Regions from separate parts of the Homo sapiens genome. Here region 1 is linked to region 2. A link is a loop called in an ENCODE intact Hi-C map of the cell type or tissue named here. Cell type or tissue: PC-3. All regions are shown on one strand. Each heading gives the region's core, and the rest is flanking DNA. Links, peaks and the distances in the headings are about the cores only.

Region 1 (11,166 bases), core at 2,190-10,189, 910 kb before region 2:
AGGAGGTTGCAACACCCCTATCAATAATTAAGCAAGTAGACATAAAATCAATAAGGATATAGGAGACGTGAACAGCACTGTCAACCAGTGTGACCTAATTGTAATCTATAGAATGTTCTACCCAACAAAAGCAGAATACACATTCTTTTCAAGTCTACACAGTATATTTAATAAAATTGGTCATACTCTGGGCCATTAAACATGTCAATACATTTAAAGTACAAAGTATGTTCTTTGTGATGGAACGACATTAGAAATCAATAGCAAAGCTGTCTGGAAAAGTTGCAAATAGTTGTTCCAAGTAAAAGTTTAAAAGTTCCAAACAAATAGCACACTTCTAAATAACTCATAGGTCAAAGAAAAAATCAAAAGGGAAAAATTAGGAAGTATTTTGAATTGAATGAAAAGACCACATTTCAAATTTTGTAGGATGGATTGAAAGCAATACTTGGAAAGTGGTAGCACTAACTTTCTATGTTTAGGAAAGAATAAAGGTGTCAAACTGATGACCTCAGCTTCTACCTTTAATTATCTTCTACCTTTAACTACAAAAAAGAGTAAATAAGGCCCGAAATAAGTGGAGGAAAGGAAATAGTAAAGATTGGAATGGAAATTGTTGAAATTGAAAAGAGGACAAACAAGAAAAAATTAAAAGCTGATTTTGTTGAGGTAATCAATAAAAATGAGAAACTACTACCCACACTGAGTGGGGGGGGAAAAGAGAGCAGGGATTACTAACATTTAGATTTAAAATCTAATATTTTATTAGATTTATTATTAGATCTAATAAAATCTAATATTTTATTAGATTTATTATTAGATCTAATAAAATCTAATATTTTATTAGATTTATTATTAGATCTAATAAAATCTAATATTTTATTAGATTTATTATTAGATCTAATAAAATCTAATATTTTATTAGATTTATTATTAGATCTAATAAAATCTAATATTTTATTAGATTTATTAATATTGTATTAAAATCTAATACACTTTATGTACAAGGTTTAGAATCACATTTAAAATAAGACTTTCAGGATTATTGCTAGGAGAACATGTTCTTGATATAATCGCTAACTTGATAGAATTGCTCCAGGTTTTAAATTTCTTGTTGAAAATTTTCACTTTCAAAATATTCAGAATAATGTTTGATGTTCCATTAGTTACAACTTCTTGATAAAGCCTTTTCTACATTTTTTTCATTAGGGTTTTTTGTGAATATTCCAATCTACAGAGAGTTTTGTTTTCTGGCAAAAGGATTTCCCACATTCTTTGCATTGATAGGATTTCTCTTTCTTAAGAGTTCCCTGATATTCAGTGAGTTATTCTTTCTGGATGAAGATCTTACCCTAGTCATAATATCGTGTTTCTCTATTATGTTACTGATATGGATTGGCTGTGTCCCCACCCAAATCTCATTTTGTAACTCCCATAATTCCCACGTGTTGTGGGAGGGACCCAGTGGGAGATAATTGAATAATGGGGGCAGGTCTTTCCCAGGCTGTTCTTGTGATAGTGAATAAGTCTCACGAGATTTGATGGTTTTAAAAAGAGAAGTTCCCCAGCACAAGCTCTCTCTTGTCTGCTGTCATTCATGTAAGACATGACTTGCTCCTCTTTGCCTTCCGCTATGATCGTGGGGGCTCCCCAGCCGTGTGGAACTGTAAGTCCATTAAACCTCTTTCTTTTGTAAATCGTCCAGTCTCATCTTTATCAGCAGCATGAGAAAAGATTAATACAGTGGCTTTTCTGATACATCAAGTGTGACTATTGCTGAAGGCATTTTAACATTCATTATTCTCATAGACTTTCTTTCTTCTGTATGTTCTCTGATTTTGAATTAAGGATTTGACTTCACACTGAATGTTTTCTTTCCTTAACTAGTTCTCTAATGTGCAGAGAGGTATGGATTCTGGAAGAAAGAATACAGTCCCCACCTGTATTCTCCCAGCTGTACTCTAGTGTGAGTGTGTATGTATGTGTGTGTGTGTGTGTGTTTATTTGGAGAAACTCAAGACCACAAACATTCAAGAAAAGGAGTAAAATAGCCTAGCAAGAAATCACTGCTGTACTCTGATTGCTGCTAACATGCAATTTTTCTATTAGAATTGTTCAATACTGAACCAATTTCAAACCATCCACTTTTTCTTCTTTCCCTCTTATTGATACGAGTCAATTTTACATGCTATTTCTCTTGAAGGAAGAGAGCACATGTGCAGATTAAATGTTTTTCCACATATATTATCTCTCTTCTTAATGTTTGGATCTTGAAGAACTGAAATTGGCGGGGTGTGGTAGCTCACGCCTGTAGTCCCATGCAATTTGGGAGGCCAAGGTGGGTGGATCACTTGAGCCCAGGAGTTTGAGACCAGCGAGAGCAACATGGCGAAACCCCATCTCTACAAAAAATACAAAAATGAGCCAGGCCTGATGGTACATGCCAGTCCCAGCTACTCAGGGGGCTGAGGTAGAGGATTGCTTGAGCCCAGGAGGTTGAGACTGCTGTGAGCCATGATCACGCCACTGCACGCCAGCCTAGGTGACAGAGCGAGACCCTGTTTCAAAAAAAAAAAAAAAACAGGTCTGAAATGCTGGCCTTGGCCTCCTGGGAACTATTTATTCAGGTAATCAACTTTCCAAAGTTGTTCTGTATAATACAGCTGTGACTTGGGAATTCTCTGCTATCCATTGTTCTTCTTACTTCGGAACAGGGCTCTAACACACCATCCACAGGATTCTTTTGCAGGGCCCAGTTGCTGCCCAGCTTGCAGGGCAAGGTCAGACTCACATTCTAGGTTGGCCCAGACTCAGCTGCTTTTAGGAAGGGCCAGAGTCCGGAAGCTAGACACCCTGCACTTTGGGTTCGGGATTATACCTAAACCTGGATGCCCAGGCCCTGCTTCCCAAGGGCTTCGAATCCTCTTGAAAAGTAGGTCATTTCAATAGAGATTTCCTCGTGAAAATTAAGAAGAGTGAAAAGTTAAGTCAAAGCTAGTAGAAATAAGAGTAAAGTATCTGGAAGAAGTGTACATGCTGGGAGAATTTGAGGGCAGCCAGGGTGAGTAGCAGAAAGGTGCTAATGATGTTTTTATTGCCTGTAACCTAACAAGCAAGTGAATATAAGCAAAAACTGTTGTGGCTGCTTGAAACAAGGAAATATATGAGTGGGAGAAAAAAATCAAGCCATTAGTTAAAGGAAGCGGCAGATCACAGTTGAGGTTGGTTCTGATTTATAGTCTTGCTACCTCTTTCAGAGGGTTTCATTATAACCCTCATTCTCTGTGATGCACTTCATAACTTTTCCAAGTGTATAGAATGAAGAAGCTTGCAACTAGAAGAGACCTGGAAAACAGTCATCTGTCCTTATTTTAAAATGAGGAACCTAGGCTTCAGAGAAGAATCACAAAATGATATAGAGGAATAATAAAATAATAAATACTTGGCAAAATCCTTTTACAGTATTTATTATTATTATAGATAATTGCAGCAATCATTTCCTGAACAGTTATCATGCAGATCTGTGATGAGCACATTCATCTGTGATGATTGTTATATTTAATGTAACTATGATATTATGATTATCCTCTGTATTAGTCCATTTTCACACTGCTATAAAGAACTACCTGAGACTGAGTAATTTATAAAGAGGTTTAATTGACTCACAGTTCCACAGACTTAACAGGAAGCATGACTGGGGAGGCCTCAGGAAACTTAGAATCATGGCAGAAGGCAAAGGTGAAGCAAAGACCTTCTTCCCATGGTGGCAGGAGAGAGAGAGAGTGAACGGGGAATTGACACACTCTTTCAAACAACCAGATCTGGTGAGAACAACAAGGGGGAAGTCAGCCCTCATGATTCAGTCACCTCCCACCAGGCCCCTGCCCTGACAGGGATTACAATTCGAGATGAGATTTGGGTAGGGTAAGGACACAGAGCCAAACCATATTATCCTCATTATATTTTATTTATCATTTTAGATGATTATTTTTGAGACAGGGTCTCTAACTCCTGGGCTCAAGTGATCCTCCCACCTTAGCCTCCCAAAGTGCTGGGATTACAGGCATGAGCCACTGTGCCTGGCTATCCCCATTTTAGAAGTTAAAAAACTCTGGCCATTCATGGCGGTATGCACCTATATTCCCAGCTACTTGGGAGGCTGAGGTGGGAAGATCACTTGAGTCCAGGAGTTTGAGACCAGCCTGGGCAACAGAGCAAGACCATATCTCTGAAAAAAAAAAAAAGTACTAAAAAGTTTAAAAATAAAAAATAAATAAATCCAGAAGCCTAGCAAGATTAAATAATTTGCCCAGAGTGGCACCGGTAGCTAGTAAGTACCAGACCAACGTGATCCGACCTTCTAGCTCACCCTCTTAACCAATTGATGAGCCCTTCCTTTGATTTTTAATAGTGCCATGGGTCATACTCCTAATTGTGACAAAATCGAGGCCAGTATTCATTCCCCTAAGGAACTTTATGAATCAATGAGTTGAAGTCAGGAGTAGAATCAATACACGAAAAACAAATCACCATGTTCTCTATAGTTGTTAGGCATTAATTTCAAATTTGGTTCTGGACTACCTAGCATCCAGAACAAATAGGAAAACACGAGCAAGCACAGCTGCAGTCAGGGTCCATGCAACAAAACAATTTTTCTAGAGAGGCATAAGTCCTCCTGCCCTGGGATAGTTCTTCTGTGATGTCTCATGGAGGGGAGGCTGCTGAGTGGATGTCAGTGTCGATGAGCTGTTCAATAAATGCAGTAGTGAATTTTGTAAGGCTGTTGCTTCATCTTTTCTCAATGTAGACCAGTGTTTAATGTCAGGGCAATTCTATGAAGGGCAAAGGCTGTGTGTTCCAAGTATACATATCTCAGGTGGTCTGACTTTATTCCAGAATAAATTGTAGATCATTCTATATAAATAACAACAGCTAAGATTTACAGGGCTTTTCTTTATGCTAAAAGCTATAAATAAGAACTGAATGAGCATTGTCCCACTGAATCCTCATACATTTGTCTCTTTGTTATTATCTCGGATCTATGTAAAATATGCCTAAGATTAAAAACCAGAAAAAAGGACTTCAGAATTTTGTTTTCACTAGGCGATTAGATTGAGCATCTTTTCTGTTTCCTTATACTATTGCCATTTTAAATTAATGAACATATTCTACTTTGATACTTGAAAAAGCTTTCCAGGAACTTACTTTTAACCCTCAACTTTGAATGATGGAAAAATCAAAGCGATTGATTCATCATAGCAGTAATTATGGACTGTGTGACTGCTATCCAGTGTAAGGTCCAATTGAAAAATAATTTGTGGATGAGTAGGTTAATGGTCAGTTGGCTTGCATGCTTTTATTTATTAATATCTTGTCTGGCTTGTTCTAAACAAGACAGTTGACTATTAAAGGTATTATTTTTCTAAATTTAAATATCCTTTTTCTGGTCTTAGTTTCTGTCATAAAACACCTGCTGTTGTGTATGGTTTTTTATTTTGGCTCCTATGGAACAAAGATCAGGGTATAGCAGGGATGAAGGTTTTGGTTGATTTCAGATTTCAATTGGCTTCTTAGTTCTTTTCTATAATCAGGAAACTGCATACACATTAAGGTTACCTTATTTTGAAATTATAATCGTAGCATTTTATGGAATCTCCTACAGATATTCACCCATCCATGTTTATTTAATTACCCATTTAGAAAACAGTGAATATGTTTCACTATACAGATGGGGAAGAATTAGGAGACACAGACACTGACCTAAAGACATTTAAAAATATATATTTTATGTGGGCTGGGCACGGTGGCTCACGCCTGTAATCCCAGCACTTTGGGAGGCCGAGGAAGGTGGATCACGAGGTCAGGAGTTCAAGACCAGCCTGGCCAACATGGTGAAACACTGTCTCTATTAAAAATACAAAAATTAGCTGGGCGTGGTGGTGGGTGCCTGTAATTGCAGCTACTCCAGAGGCTGAGGCAGGAGAATTGCTTGAACCTGGGAAGCGGAGGTTGCAGTGAGCTGAGATCCCGCCACTGCACTCCAGCCTGGGCGATAGAGCAAGACTCCATCAAAAAATGTGTATATATCTTATGTGATAGGGAAGATGAAAGAAATATTGCCACTTCTTTTACGGCCAGATGTTATATTACTATTATAGGCAAGAAAACCTATAAGAGTTCAGGAGGGCAGCACTGCCCCCTAGAGGAGGTGTGGGCCTGGAGCTGGACATGCTGAAGGATGGGTGGGATTTGAAATAGTGATGGAGCAAAGGAGAAAAGAGGCGGTAAATGAATGCAGGGCAGGTGCCAGCTGTGTGCCCCGCCTCCTGCTCCTGTTGCTGGTGCTGTGCTCTCTGTGTAGAGTTCTTCAGAGACCCTCTTCTGTGCTGTCCACGTCAGTGCCTGAAATCTTTTCTTCCTAGATCCCTGTTCTTTTACAAATCTCTCGCCCATCTCAGATTTGCATACCTAAATATATCAGCTATCATGCTGTTAATGCAGTCCTCCCATTAACAGAATCTACTCTTCTTGGATTTTTACTTTTTTTTTTTAACCTCTGCAACAGCAAGGAATATAGTATGTAACTATAAATGAATTGTGTCCAGCCGAGTCAGCTGGCATGATGAGAGCTGGGAAGGATTAAGGACCGGTGTGCACGGAAGGAAGGATGAAGCTTTAAAGTCCAGAATAAGGTATTAGGACTTTGTGGTGTTTGACACTGAGGAACCTTTTAAGCTTTATGAGCAGGAGATGTGTATAATAAAAAAGTAACAATTCCTGCCTGGGTTTGATAGAAATAAGATTTTATTGGTTCAGATTTCTCTATTCTACTGTAACTGGTTTTTTTTTTTTTTTTTGCTTTGTTGTTGTTGTTGTTGTTTTGTTTTTTGAAATGGAGTTTTGCTCTTGTTGCCCAGGCTGGAGTGCAGTGGCGCGGTCTTGGCTCACTGCAACCTCTGCCTCCCGGGTTCAAGCCTGGAGGTGAACATGTGATTCTTCTGCCTCAGCCTCCTGAGTAGCTGGGATTACAGGTGCGGCACCACCTCACCTGGCTAGTTTTTGTGTTTTTAGTAGAGACAAGGTTTTACCATGTTGGCCAGGCTGGTCTTTAACTCCTGACCTCAGGTGATCTGCCTGCCGTGGCCTCCCAAAGTGCTGGGATTACAGATGTGAGCCATCACACCTGGCCTCTAACTGTTTTTACTCATTTTCCCTCCAATTATATAGTAAAACTTGATTTCTTCCATTAAGGTAGATTATTTTCTCTTTATTTCCCTACACATCCATAGTAAGCTGGAAGAAAATATTATCCTCTGAATTCATTTATCATAGGTGACAACTCACTATTTTTGAAGTCACTTTCACCTACCATCCTTGCAGTCTTTCTGTGCGAACACATTATATCCTTCTCCCACCCCTTCACTGTCATGGCCTCCAAAAGTCATAATTTGAATTTTGTGTCTCAGACTAGAGAAGGCATTATGTCTTTTGAAAGACTGCTTCATCCTTTTAAACCCTAATTTTTAAGCATTTTTTTAACTCCTGGAAAAATCAATATGTGACACAATGAACATGAACCCTTCCTTTCTACTAAATCTAGGACCAGGCTTACTGTCCAAATAACTTGCGATTTTTATTGTTTTCTCCTTCACTCTCCCCAGGTTTATTGCAGTTTCTAAGTTGAGCTCACTGTGATAGCCAGATGCTAGACTCCTTCATTTTCAAGAGGATTTCTCTGTGTGCACTGACCCTGAAGCTTAGAACTGTGAACCACAAAAAACTATACTTAATGGAACTTTCAAGTAAAAAATTTATATAGTTTTGTTAGACTTTTTGAATTTATCTTCCCCTGTGGTGAAAGATGATTACCCTCCTAAGAAACTGCTTAAAAACAAACAAGTAAAAAAAAATAATCTTTCTAGTCTCTCTCTCTCTATATATATATCTGTCATAGATATATATACATGTATTAAGTAGTTTGGAAACTAAAAAATATGTACATGTTGGCCAGGTGCAGTGGTTCATGCCTGTAATCCCAGTACTTTATGAGGCCGAGGCAGACGGATCACAAAGTCGGGAGTTCGAGACCAGCCTGGCCAATAGGGTGAAACCCCGTCTCTACTAAAAATACAAAAATTAGCCGGGTGTGATGGCACACACCTGTAATCCCAGCTACTCGGGAGGCTGAGGCAGTAGAATCGCTTGAACCCAGGAGGTGGAGGTTGCAGTGAGCCAAGATCGCGCTGTAGCACTTCAGCCTGGCGACAGAGTGAGACTCCATCTAAAATATATATATATATGTTATAGAACATGAAGAGAGTCCATTTTACCAAGGATTGTTTATAAAATGGAAGGAGATGTTTTCCAGTTGTACAAAAAAATGCATGGACTTGCAGGGTCAAGAAGGATTTGTAAAGATCATTGGTCCAGTGGTCTTTAAACCACAAACCTCAATCCTAGATCCTTTGGGGACACATTCAAAGACACTGTTGGATAGGGAAGAATGGGAAGCCCACCCACTTCAAACCAAATAGTTCTTCCTTCATCTCCTCTACACATGAGGCTTTCCATTTTCATATAAAGAAGAATCTTTCCTACAGCTGAAAAAAGAAATAGTTTGCCAACTATTGATAGAGTCTAATGACCCAGGCAATTTCTGAATACCTTCTGCAGACATATTAATAATAAACACAGATAAACACATAGATCTGTGTGGTTCCTAAGGTTGTGATGCTAATTTGTAACCACGGTAAAGGATGTTTAGGTAACTATTAGTAGTGGAACAGTGTGCACAAATGACTCAACATTGTATTTGAAATTAGAATTTTCTGAACATATTCTTCCTCTGGAGGCGGGGTGGGAGGGGACACAGGTAATATATTTCTTATTGGGTATGAAATCTGATGTCAGTAGAATTACTGAAAGCCTTTGTGAAGTGGTAATTTTAGGTTTGAATGTTGTGACAGCAGGTGGAGCTAGTAGTAGGAACTCTATTTCTAGGTTATTTAAAGAGCTAGATGTATACAGCTTACATTAATGTGTTTTCATTGCAGAGCTTCAGGAATAGCATGTTACTATGTATTGGCTTTGGAAAGTGATCATATTACTACAACATGAGAGCCGAGCTGAACAAAAACTCCTCTGTGCTTTTTAGAAAAGGGTCTTGTATTTGGATAAATGTTGCGTTAGAAGATTAAGACAATTAAAGGCATAGAAGGGAGGGGATATGTTCACACAATATATGCTTGATGAGTTTAACCCCTAGAGTATGGACTTTAAGAAATAAAAGCATATGATTGTGTGGGAAAATAGTGTGAAAGAAATTGATTACACATACGGAGTAATTTTTGTTATTGGATGGGTTTTCCTTTTAAGTGGTAATAGGCATACAGTTTAAATCCACATACATTTTCTCCTAGTAAAAGCTAAAGACTGTTTGTTTTTATCCTACAATATTGTAAAATAAAGACCTGAATACTTCACAGCTCCAAATACTCATGAGTTATCTGAATATGTAATTTAAAAGATATCACCACTCAGGTCCTTTTTTTTCCTTGTGAATTACACGATGAACCAGGAATTGTGCTTTTTTCCCTTTATCACTTCTCTAAGTCAAATGCAATGATAAGAGCAAATATTATCGATGTAGTTCTCTCTGAATTTTGTTTGGTTTTTACTATATCATATGTTTTAAGAAATTGGAGTTTCTGAAGTGACAGTTTATTTTGCTGGCTATGTGAATAGAAAGAGACCTACTTTTTGGCATTCATTTACAGAGTTATAAGATCATTTAAAACATGGGTTTTTTTTTTTCTTTTTTTGAGACAGAGTCTTACTCTGTCACCCAGGCTGGAGTGCAGTGGCACGATCTCGGCTCACCGCAACCTCCACCTCCTGGGTTCAGGTGATTCTTGTGCCTCAGCCTCCTGACTAGCTGGGATTACAGGTGCATGCCGCCACACCTGGCTAATTTTTGTATTTTTAGTGGAGATAGGTTTTGCCTTGTTGGCCAGGCTGATCTCAAACTCCTGACCTCAGGTGATCTGCCTGCCTCAGCCTCCCAAATTGCTGGGATTACAGGCGTGAGCTACCGCACCTGGCTAATTTTTGTATTTTTAGTAGAGACAGATTTTGCCATGTTGGCCATGCTGGTCTGGAACTCCTGACCTCAACCTCTCTGCCCACCTTGGCCTCCCAAAGTGTTAGGATTATAGGCATGAGCCATTATACCTGCTCTAAAACACACATTTTAAGCCTGGCATGGTGGCATATGCCTTTAGTTCCGGCTACTGGGGAGACTGAGGTGGGGGATAACTTGAGGCTAGGATTTTGAGGCTGCAGTGCGCTGTGGCCATGCCTGTGACTAGCCTTTGCACTCCAGCCTGGGCAAGAGAGCAAGACCCTGTCTCTAGGAAAAAAAAAAAAAAAAAACCCACATGCATTTTAATGCTTTTTGCTAAAAACTAGAAATAACATCTTGTTTGTTATTATTCATTGAATGTTACTTACTCAGCAAACATGTAATGAATGCCTACTGTCTGCTAGGCATCATGCTAAACATGGGATAAAATTTTGAGAACACTATACACTGCTTTCCCTCAGCATGTCTCAGGCAGACATGTGGCCAAATAATTACCGTAGATCCTAATCACTTCTATGATTGCATGATGAACAAAGGGCCGTCGGGTCACAGAAAAAGGACTTAGCTGAGAGAAATCAGAGACATATTCAAACAGGAGATGATGCCTGGGTTGCATCTGGAAGGAGATACAAATATTCACTAGGAGAAAAAAGGAGAAAGTGCATTATTCCAGGCAGTGTGTTCTATACATGCAAAGGTGTGGAGTGCGAAAGGGCCTCTTGGCTTGGGGAAGCACCAGGAAGTTGACTAGGAAGCCTTGAGAGGTGGACTGGGGTACGTTTCTGAAGGGTCTCCTAGGACATGCCATTATCAGTGAATACATTATTCAAGAATTTCGGCTACTCTAGATGCTACTTAATTGACTAGATTTTGGTGTTCATGAAGCTAAAGTTATGGATATGATCTTATGGGCACATGGCATAGCTAGACTTCAATTTTAACCTCAGCTAACAATTTGTCATTATGTTCTCTGTCACAAGGGTAATTAGATAAGAATGGAGCTGCATCAATATGTATTCCCCACA
Region 2 (11,166 bases), core at 1,169-9,168:
CTGAAAGCAGCTGATCTTACCCAAATCCTGCCCTGGGCTTTCTAGAGCTGAACTGCTCAGTAGAAATATAACATCACTTAAAAATATACTCAAGAGAAAAATACTAATCGGATACTTTACATTCTTTTTTTCTCATGAGTCTTTGACATCTGATATCTACTTTGCACTTACAGCAGTAAGTGCAATTCAGTTAAAAATTCAGTTCCTTGGTCTTGCCACATTTCAAACGCTCAACAGAGATGTAACTAGAAGCCTCTCTATTGGCCAGTGCAGAGATACAGGATAATGGACAGATTCACCTCTGTGAAGCCTTCACTCAAACAGAGATGATGACATTGTCATACAGGAAATTGACAATGTGGTTTTGTGTATCCAAGGATGATTTGACTCAATTTAAGCATTTATTGGGCACCTTGATAGGCTGAAGTAGGCATCACATCTTTCCCATCCTTAAACCTTCCTTTTGCGTTAATTTTTGTGTGTGTTGGTTTTTATCTTCCCAGGGTGGAGTGCATAAGGACCCAGTACATGTTGGGTGAATGCCCAGCCCCATGCGTTGGGGAATACAGAGAAAGCCTTGAGATTGACTCTGAACTTAAGGACTTGCCATCAGGAAGAAGAGGCTGTATCAACACAAAATGATCGGAGAACATCATGTTAAATATGCTGAAATGGAAGGGAGGTCAATGCCAGTTGTATTTACTAGAGATACATTCTAGGAAACAATGAGGTCCTGAAAGTCTGGCTTGGGTTTGGGCAGGGCCAGAAGCAAGTCACTGGGGATGGGGAAATGCACTCTGGGGGCCCAGTGAGCATCCACCCTCCTCCATACTCTAAGCCTGACGCAGGCCAGCATTTGCGTTGCTCTAAGGCCAGCCAAAAGTCCAAGCCATTGTGCCTCAAGGGCGACCAGATTCTCCTAATGTCTAAAAGCCTCCATTTCCCCTTTTTGTCTTTTAGACTTTCCTTTCCTCACCCCCTACGGTAGTCATCAGTGCTGTGTCCCGAGGATTTCTAGTCCCCCACCTTGTGGTAGGGTTGCACTTCCTGGTCCGCACGTGATGGGTGGGGCATGTGACTGGTTCTGACCAATGATAGAGTAGAAGTGAAGTGAGTCCTTCCGGGACACAGCATTTAACTGTCAGTGTGGGACCATCCCAGGCTCTTTCAAGAACTGGCTGGCTGGGCTTGATGGGTCACTCCTGTAATCCCAGCACTTTGGGAGGCCAAGACAGGCAGAGGGCAGATCACTTGAGGTCAGGAATTCAAGGCCAGCCTGGGCAACATGGTGAAACCCTGTCTCTACTAAAAATACAAAAAAAAAAAAAAAACAAAAAAAAAACTAGCTGGGCATGGTGGCGGGTGCCTGCAGTCCCAGCTACTCCTGAGGCTGAGGCAGGAGAATGGCGTGAACCCAGGAGGCAGAGCTTGCAGTAAGCAGAGATTGCGCCACTGCACTCCAGCCTGGGCGACAGAGCGAGACTCCATCTCAAAATTAATAAAAATAAAAATAAAATAAAATACAAAAATTAGCCAGGTGGCGTGATGGCAGGCGCCTGTAGTCCCTGCTACCCAGCAGGCTGAGGCAGGAGAATCGCTCGAACCTGGGAGGCAGAAGTTGCAGTGAGCTGAGACTGCGCCACTGCACTCCAGCCTGGGCGACAGACAGAGACTCGGTCTCAATAATAATAATAAAAACAAACAAAAACAACAACAAAAAAAAAAAAAGAAAAAAGAAAAAAAGAACTGGCTTGAGGTGGTTCAAGCCAGTTCTTGAAGTAACTGCAATGATTAGAGCCTTTCTGCCCATGCAAAATGGACGTCTTGGGAGTCAGGAACAACACATCATTGTTGCTTTACAGTATCTCATTCCTGAGATGTGACTGAGCCCATCCTCGCTGATATAGCCCCTCCGTCCAGAAAGCACATACTCTTCTTGGGGTGGGTGTGTTTGGAAGAGGGTCGGGAAAGTAATGTCTCTCAACAGACATTCAGAATCAAGGAATGCCTTTCCCCTCTGCTAAGAGGACCCCCCTCCATGGTCATCAGAGATGTTAGTGGCCCCTTCCCAGAAATGGAGGCTTAGGACAAACCTACCTCAGTGCTCCTGCTGCTGTTCTGCCCATCCCAGGGAAGGCAGGCAGAGCCACTGGGAGGCAAAATGGGAAGGAGATGCAGAGACCTGTCCCAGAGAGAGAGCAAGAAGAGGACAGCGGTCTGGCCCACTGGTGGGAAGAAAACTAAAGGCTTGGAGCCAATGAGTGTCTTGATTGATTATGAACCTGCTGCCCAGACTTCCCTCTCCCCTGGCAGCCCTAAAGTTGCCTCCCAGGCACCCCCCTTCCTTTGCTTCACCCCTTCCAGACTGTCCTCCAGTCTGATTTTTACCTCGACAGGTATTGTACATTCAGTCAGCGACAGGTCTTATACACTCTCACATTCAGTTAATAAGCATGCACTGAAGGCCTGCCTCCTATGCGCTCATCTATAGGATAAATAACAGCAGGGCATGTAGTCCTGCCCCTAAAGCGTTCCATCTGTTGGAGGGGAGAGACAAGGAAAGCTAAAATTCCTGAAATCAGTTTTATGTGCCAGGATAGACAGGCAGAGGGGTTAGAGGAGTCCTTCACCCAGCCTGAGAAGTCAAGGAGGGCTTCCCAGCAGTGGTTGAGACAACAGCTGCTGGGCAGAGTTCAGGGAGAGACACTCCAGGTGAACACAGCAAGGAGAGTAAATGTGCAAAGGAATGAAGCTGAGAAAGCTGAGCTGGGCCCGTTTGGAGAGTGTGACGTGGCTGGGATGAGTGGCACAGGAGGTGTGTGGGTACACAGTCAGATATGAGGCTGGAAGGGAGGGAGCATGGCCAGGTCACCAATGGCCTGGCGGTCACCGTGGCAATGGTGATGCACAGAAGCCAGTGAAGAGCTGTTGCAGAGATTTAAGTAAAGGGATCCCTGAATCAGCCTTGCATGTAGTTGGGGAGGGGAAAGAAGTTAGGTGTGATCTGGCCAGGCAGGAAGAGACTTTTTGTGTGTATTTGTGTGTTTGGGTGTTTGTTGGTGTTAAGCAGAACTCTCTGACAGCACAGGTGCTATGAAAAAGACGGGCTCTGGAACAAAGCACAGAATGAGGGAGCAGGGCAGTGGATGACAGAATTTTTTTTACAAATTGGTTTGCAATTCAATTTTGTGCACGTGACTTTTTGTCTGGATGAGGGGCCAGGGAGCAGAGAGCAGGTGGGATGGTGAAGGGAGAGAACCACAAGACACACGAGCCTAAAGAGACAGAGGCCAGCTAAGGTGCAGGCACATAACTAATAAATAGCCTGAAGTGAGGAAGGCTGAAGGGCTCTGAAGATACGGACGTCCACTGTGAAATTTAAAAATGATCAGCGGCACTGCACTGCAGTGTAACCCCACTCCCAGTCCACTGCCCACCAATCCTCACCAGATGTACCTTCCCTTCTGTGTTGATATGGGTCAGAAAGAGGGAACAATCATGAAGCATGAGATGCAAAGTGGAGCCAGAGAAGTCAGGAGAAGTAAGAAATGGGGGTCTGGGGTGATAAGAATCAAGGAAGGTCCCACCACTGAGGACTTTTGGAGATGGAGCAGGGTTTCTATCCCATGTTCAATGGGGCTCAAGCCAAATTCCTTTAAAGTAATAAAGGAAATAATGAGCTTGGAGGTCAATAGCCACTTAGGCTATAATAATACTCTGGGAAAATACAAGGTAAAATATTGTCTACATTTACTTTTAAACAGTATAGATATAGGTGGTATATATGTATGTAAGTTAACTTTAAGTGATACACAGGGCAGCAAGGTGGAGCAATTAGTAAACATAGGAAGACCCAGGCTTCAAAAATTGCTTTCCAAGTCTTCCCCAGAGGGTTTGTTCATTAAGAACTACGAAAAAGATTTTTTTGTTGTTGTTGATGGTGAAATGGGTGGTGCTAATGGGTAGTGGCTAGAAAGATACACACAGAGATATCTCCATGCTTGCAAGAAAGTAGCATGGGAATCTAGTGCCCTAGGTTTACAACTGTGGTCCTATTCTCTCCTCTTCCCCCAGGGTCCTCCCCACAACACACTCAACAGAGGATTCTGTTACCTGATCAGATACCCGTTAGTTGATTCTGCTATCAGAATATTGTTGCATTTGCTTCAGATGAACCTAAATGAGAATATGCGCTGTAACAAAAGCACAAGTTCCCCAACCAAGTACTGTATAATACAGAAGTTTAAAGAAGATGGTTTGTTTCTCTCTTAAATAAGCATCTCTAGGTGAGAGATCCTGGTTGATGGAGCAGCTCTGCTCCATGCAATGATTCAGGGATCCAGGTTCCTTCCAGCTTGTTGCCCTAGTCTGCAGGGTCAGAGCTGAATTGTGACCTCTTGTCTGCAGGGTTGTTGCCCTTGTCTGCAGGGTCAGAGCTGAACTGTGAGCATTTTCCTACTTGCTGGAAGGGAAAAGAAGGAAACTCAGGAGCACTCACGAAACTCAGGAGCTTACATTTTAAGTTGAAGTACAAGTTTTAAGTTGTCTTTTAAGTCGACTAAGCTAGGCTATCTCCCAGAAGATCACCTGGGATTTGCATATATCCCTTCTGTTCACATCCCATTGACTCAAACTTCACTAGAGATCCACCCTGGGAGGAAGAAGGTGGCTCAACAGCATCCGCCTTAGATTCTATCACCATGACATGAAAGAGCAGGGGTTAGGGTGGTGGTGGTGGTGGTGGTGGAAGGGAGGAGTAGATTTGGAGCACTCTGCCTCAGAACTACAAGAACAGGCTGAATCTAGTTTTTGTGTCTGCTTATTAATAGCTATTGTATGTATGACAGAATTTGGTCTCAGAATTGCTTTCATGATAACACACGTGATGGGGACTTGGTCACTCTCAGCATGGAGTGGTCGGAATCACCAGGAGCTTGTTAGAAATGCCAGCGTCAGGCCCACTGAGTCAGAATCTGCTCTTCAGCACATGCCCAGGCTATCCGTGGGGAATCACCGTCTTCCCCATCTTTATCTGGTCTTGACTGTGTCCTCTTACATGGACAACTTTCCGTTGACTTCCATGGCTAGAAGAGCCCAGCCAGCACCTATGAAGTTGTTTGTCAAACTGACTAGGGACCCACTAGTGAGTAGTGAGATTATTTTAGCACCCAGCACTGAAAGGTAGAAAAGACACAGTACAGAATCAAAAAAGAAAACAGAGTGCATCACACTAATTAAGGTTAAGTGTCGTTTTCAGTTCTATATAGGTGTGTGTGTGTGTGTGTGTGTGTGTGTGTGTGTGTGCGCGCGCGCGCGGACAGGGACGTAAACAGACATCTCACTGTAGGTCACTGTCAAAAACCGGTAAGGACTGTGAATGCCACGGAGATAGAGGCTGTGACCGAGTTTGCAGAGCTGGGACACACAGCCCTGGGGTTGAACACCGCCTCTCAACAGTGTGGCCTCCGCCAATACCGAGCCTCATTTCCTAGCTTGCAGAACGGATTAACTCGGACCTGCCGGGTGTTGTGGCGGCTACTGGGACCGGCTGGGAATGAATCCCTGTGGCTCCTTCCCTTCCCCTTAGTCGCGCCCCTTTCTTCTTACGGACAGGAGAGTGGACTAAATGCAGATTCCCAATTCTTCGGCCTCAGTTTCCCTAAGGATCTCATGTGAGCGTTCAGGGTCCGCGTCGGCGATGCGTCCACCAGGCACGGGTCCCGCGGGGAGGGGAATGACCTACACTTGGCCTCGCGACCCTGCGGGCGCCCGGGTTCCAGGATGAGCCCCGGGCGTGGCTGGGGAGTGCGCGCGTCCCGGCTCCACCCCACCCCGGGCACCCCTGGCCCCCAGTCTCCGCCAGCGGGCGGTGCGGCAGCGCCACCGTGTGGCCGCGCGACATCAAAGCGCCGCGCCTCTGCCCGCTGGCGGGTCCCGCGCCGCGGAGCCGGAGAGCGACTTCCCCGGAGCTAGGGCGGTGCAGGAGGGCATCTGGTCCAGGTCCCCCGACACACCTCAGGATTTTCTTGCACTCCCCCCGCCCCCCGGCGGGGCTGCCAGCGTCACCAGTTACGAGTGGACGGAGCGGAGGCAGTGCCTCCCTGCCCTCGGTGGAGGGCGGGGCCGAGGGCACCTCGGCCGGGCCAGGCCTTCCCCGCCCGTCGCATCGTCCCATTCCGAGGTCCGGGTTCTGCGTCTACTCTTGGATCCGGCAGGTGCGGGAGGAATAATGGGCAGCACCCGAGGAGGGTGCCCAGACGAACGTGGATAACGGAGACGGGCAGCAGAGAGCTTCCCGAGCTCCTGTACCCAGGCCTTGTCTTTGGGCAACAACTGCCTCGCAGGTCCCAGAGTGGCCTCAGGTCCCCGGGTCGCGATTCCAGAAATCATCTCCGGGGGCCCAGCACGGACACGCTCCAGACCCGTGAGTTCCCCAGCGCCGTGCCGGGAGGTCAGGGGCGCTGAAAGAAGGAAGAATTCAGCCACCTCTCAGCATCCCTGTTACCTCGAGGACGCGCCTCTCCGCCAACCCCATCGTGGGCTCTTGCTCGCTGAGGCTCACCCTGGGTCAGGCACTGCGCTGACCCCCTCGGAAAAGAACCTTATGAGCATTTGACAATTTAGAGAGGAGTAAAATGAGGCAGAAGAGACTGAGTAATTTGCCAAGGTCACCGATTAATAAGTAACAGACGGGAACACAAGTCTATCTCTCAAGCCCATCGCCGATGGTTGAGACACAGCCTTCGGGTCTCTGTTGCTTCTCCACCCCCAGCCTTCTCCGAGGCGAGCTTATTTATTTATTTATTTTTATTTTTTGAGACGGAGTCTTATTCTGTCGCCGAGGCTGGAGTGCAGTGGCGCGATCTCGGCTCACTGCAACCCCCGCCTCCCAGGTTCAAGCGATTCTCCCGCTTCAGCCTCCCGAGTAGCTGGGATTACAGGTGCGCACCACCAGGCCCGGCTAATTTTTGTATTTTTAGTAGAGACGGGGTTTCACCATCTTGGGCAGGCTGGTCTTGAACCCCTAACCCCGTGACCCACCTGGCCTCTCAAAGTGCTGGGATTACAGGCGTGAGCCATCGCGCCAGGCCAAGGAGCTTTTATTGAGCGGAGTCGGGGAAGGCTGGGGATTTGGGAAGAGAACTCACATCTAACCAGAGCATGGGACTTCCCACTGCGCCCTGTGGCCGCCACGCCCAGGCAGGAGCTCCAGGCTGCATCCCTGTCTGTAAAATAGGAACGCAGGAGGGTTCCTGCCGCCTGTCTGTGACGCACGTCCCCTTCCTGCAGCCTCCCATCTTGACAATTTCAACTCTCTCACACGGAGGAAGACAGGCAGGAGAGGTTTCCATCGAGAGCCTGACTTTAATTATCCTGCGGGCTGGGAGGATTCTGGGATTGCCCATGGGGATAGTGTTCATGATTAAATCCACTTAATCTGGTGCAAGTTACTTCCAACTTTCTGAATCAGCTCTCTTGTAATTACTAATAACAGCGGATGACTTTTAAAGCACTCATCAAGTCTAAGCAGAATTCAAGATGAACAAATTTAGTGTTTACAAAAATATTGCATGTGGTAACATTAGACTCGTTGTCCATATAAGGAAATTGAAACACAGGGAAGTTAAGTAAGCACAGAGAGCCAGTGGCAAAGCCAGGAGTCACACCCAACCATCCAGGCTCCAGAGACCCCTTTAGCCGCTATGCTGCTGATGAAGACAAGACACCCAGAGCCTCTCTCCAGGTTTTCTGGAGTGCAGAGAGAACAAAGATGCACCCTCAAGGAGACACCATTTTTGCAACCGTTGTATCATAGTCCTCAATTTGTAGAACTAGGAGATTTTCTTCATACTGTTCAAGAGAAAGAAAAAAGGAACTTAAAAAGTAACTCTCTTTTGTGACTGTTCCTGAGAGTACTCTAAGGGAGGAAGATGTTCTCTGTGCCTAGAAGTAATAACATTTCATCATACAAAGATATATAGAGACCAGTATAAAGTCCCTGTTATCACCTCCTAAACACTTCATTCTTTTTATTCCGCATGGAAATATGCTTATGTTTTGAGAAAAGATGCCCATCTTTTTACAGCTTTTAAAACAGCAAAAGCAAAGACACCAAAATTTTGTGTATTTATGTGTCCCATAGCGTGAACGGTTAGGTTGTGTGGCAGATTGTATTTTCCAAGAGTGGCCACCACAATACATCACATTCCATATGCTCTTCTTAAAGTGTAACTGTGACATCCCTTGAACCTGGGTGGGTCTGGGCTGACTTCTTTGTATCCTCTCCCCTTGAACTTCAGTGAACTTTTGTGATCAGTTGATTGTGGCAGAAGTGATGATGAGATCATAAAAATGCCATGTGCATCTGCCTTGCTGTCTTGGGACACTTGCTCCTGGAACCCAGCCGCCATGCTGTGAGGAAGCCAAGCAGCCACATGCAGCAGCCACGAAGTAGGCGCTCTGGCCACAGTCCCAGCTTAGGTCCTAGCCAACAGCCAGCATTGATCCCCAGATATGGGAGCAAGTGTGTCCCCAGGCAATTCTGGCCTCCAGCTTTTCAGACACTCCAGCCAATGCCGTATGGAACTGAGATGAGCTGTTCCTGCCTAGCTCTGCCCAAATTGAAGATTCATGAGCAGAATAAGCAATTATTGTTGATTTAAGCCACTAAGGTTGGGAGGTTTATTACTTGGCAATAAGATGACCAGAACAGATTCTCCACACTTTTTTCACTATCGTGAACTGTTCTGCAGTGAGCTTCTTTGAGCATATTGCCTTCTGTACATACCTGATGGTTCCTCTAGGAAGACTTCTAGAAGCAGAATTGCTGAGCCACAGTATAAACCTCAAAGGGGATAGAGCAGTTAAGATGAATTAACAATATCTATGTCTAACAACATGGATCCATCTTGAAAACATGTTAACTGAAGTATATGCAAGGTATAAAATGATACAGAATAGTATTATTTATGTAAAATTCTAAGAACACTCAGAAAAAGGTTGTATTTTGTTTATGGAATCACCCATGTATGTAGTAAAGTATGCAAACATCTAGGAGAGTGATACACACAAATGGGTAAATGTGAAGCTTTAGCAGTGTCTGTAACATTTTATTACTTAAAAACAAAAACAACAAATACCTGAAGGTCCCAAGTAAATACCGCAGTGTTGACATCTGTGAAATCTAGGAGTGGGGATATATGAATATTGTTACTTAAAATTTTAACAAATATTTATTATATATGTTTGTATTAATATTATTTATAATTATGTGACTGTTTCATTATTTAAAAATGTAAAAAATCTCAACTCAAAATTATGATCCCAGTGATTTCTTTCTCTCGTGATTTTCTTGTTCCATATGTTTGGTCATATAACTGAATAACTGAGGCAAGACCTATGGCCTCTAATCAATTGTCTGATTATTCAATTCAAATACCTCCCCCTTTTCATTGTGCACCTTTCCTTCCCACCACACTCAAGGACTCTCCCTTCAAGAAACAATCATCACTCCTTTAACTTCCCTGCTTTTACGTGAGATAGTCCCTCTGCCTGGAGTAATAACCCCAGAGATTTGGTTTCACAGATTAGTCTCACACCTCAGGTCTCATTTGATCCTCACAAGCTCCCTGTGATAGCAACAACAGTTTCCCATGTAAGGAGTATGTTACATGTGCCTGGCATTCTGTCAAATGCTTTACGTGTGTTTTCTTTTTTAAGTAGTTTCTGCTATTCTTGTCCCTTTTTTGCAGACAAAGAAAAGTTGGCTTAAATGCTTGTTGCTATTATTATTGTGGTTTTTATTTTTATTTTCCCAAGATCTTGGTGGTTGAGCAAGACTCAGCCCCAGGCCTGTTGAAAGTCCACAGGCTTGGCCATTAAACGGTTCTGCGTACTGTGAGAAAGCTGTTTTTTGTTTGTTTGTTTTTAATTTCTCAAATTACAGATAAAGAAACAGATTTTAAGAGTGTTTCTCTCTCTGTCTGCCTGATGCATTATTAATTCTTGTAGATCCATTTGAACGTCACCCCATTTGGGAATCTCTCCTGCCAGTCCCTCCATCAGGGGTCCACACCACATGGCACATAAGGGTGTTTGCTCTCCTGCCTTCTCCTCCGCTGCAAGTAGATGACTGCTCAGAGGCAGAGCCTAGCCAATGTTCATTTGTATTCCCAGCACCTGGAATAGCACCGGATGAGTTAGGGACATCTAATCTTTTCAGAAATGAATCTTGATTGGCACCTGCCTTGCTTGAGTTCCTGAGCTACCTACATGCCTATTGACTCTCATGAGCAACTAATTCCACCTGTGCGCACAGGGGCACAGTTTGTACAAAATGGCCCACAGCTGTCCTGGTTATTTCTTGGAAACAAAACCAGGAAATCCCCACTCACCTTTCCTGAAGAAACCCAGCCCAAAGCACTGTCCAGCTGGAGAACTTAGATTCCCAGATGGATACTCTGAGTGCTCCATTAAGAGCAGTAATAATTGAACAACAGTGAATGTGTATTGAGCGTCCTTGTACCAGGGACTGTGCTAAGTGATTTACATAGATCTGGTTTCGCAAATACAATGGATCATTGCTTTTTTTTTTCTCTTCAGTGAAAAATTCTGGTTTCTATGTTAGCGAGCAATGCCCTAGATCAGAATTTGGAGTGGGGAGGGTGTTGAAGGAGAGATAGGATGCCCTAACATGAAAGCTTTGTCATGTTACTATCACTGGTGAGAAGACTTCTGGCAGTGAAGCTTCTCTGAGCTGAGTGTGGCATTTGTCATGCCCCGGGGGGCATGCATGCCATCTAATAATGCCATCATGCCATACTTTGTCAATATCTCTCTTCAAGCTGCATTAGGGAGTGACAGACAATATTGCGTGGGATGATCTGTGTTGTGACATTAGATACTGACAAAGTCTCTTTGATTAAGCTGGCGAATATGGCTTTCTCGTGAAGTTTTAAAAGAATATTGGGATGGCAGTGTTTCTTTTCTTTCAGTACCATGTTCAATTTACTCATTTAGACCCTCCTGTTGTGTTGTGGAAGCCATAAAGCCACACAGGGACAGCTGAAACCAGGGATCTGGGTGGCCCCTGGGCTCTGTGTTTCAGTTTCTTCTCTCATGAATGTGTTTGTGTCATTCTCTCCTGCTCAGCATCCTCCAAACATA

Evidence for each region. Hi-C counts contacts between places; a loop is a spot of excess contacts. Peaks named below come from ENCODE experiments on the same cell type or tissue, not always from the same donor. Only the 100,000 strongest peaks of a DNase experiment are listed, where the experiment ranks them.
Region 1: a loop joins it to region 2, with 9 times the contacts of the local background. A loop is called at or near these places in 3 of 110 quality-filtered maps.

What each region holds. Positions count from the first base shown.
Region 1 is chr14:89,934,663-89,945,828 of GRCh38, reverse strand. The region is part of intron 3 of EFCAB11 (EF-hand calcium binding domain 11); the gene reads left to right. Among named protein-coding and RNA genes, the nearest start is that of EFCAB11, 14 kb to the left of the region's middle. In PC-3, for the core only: CTCF peaks have their summits at 6,193 (motif pointing left) and 8,967 (motif pointing right); no DNase peak of the experiment used is centred there.
Region 2 is chr14:89,022,177-89,033,342 of GRCh38, reverse strand. It overlaps LOC124903356 (a long non-coding RNA gene), which reads right to left. Exons shown (of 2, transcript XR_007064297.1): 2 at 7,534-7,851. Among named protein-coding and RNA genes, the nearest start is that of TRA-AGC15-1, 49 kb to the right of the region's middle. RefSeq lists silencers at 5,754-5,893, 5,914-6,123. In PC-3, for the core only: CTCF peaks have their summits at 5,686 and 5,886 (motif pointing left); no DNase peak of the experiment used is centred there; H3K4me3 peaks cover 1,172 bases; H3K27me3 peaks cover 334 bases.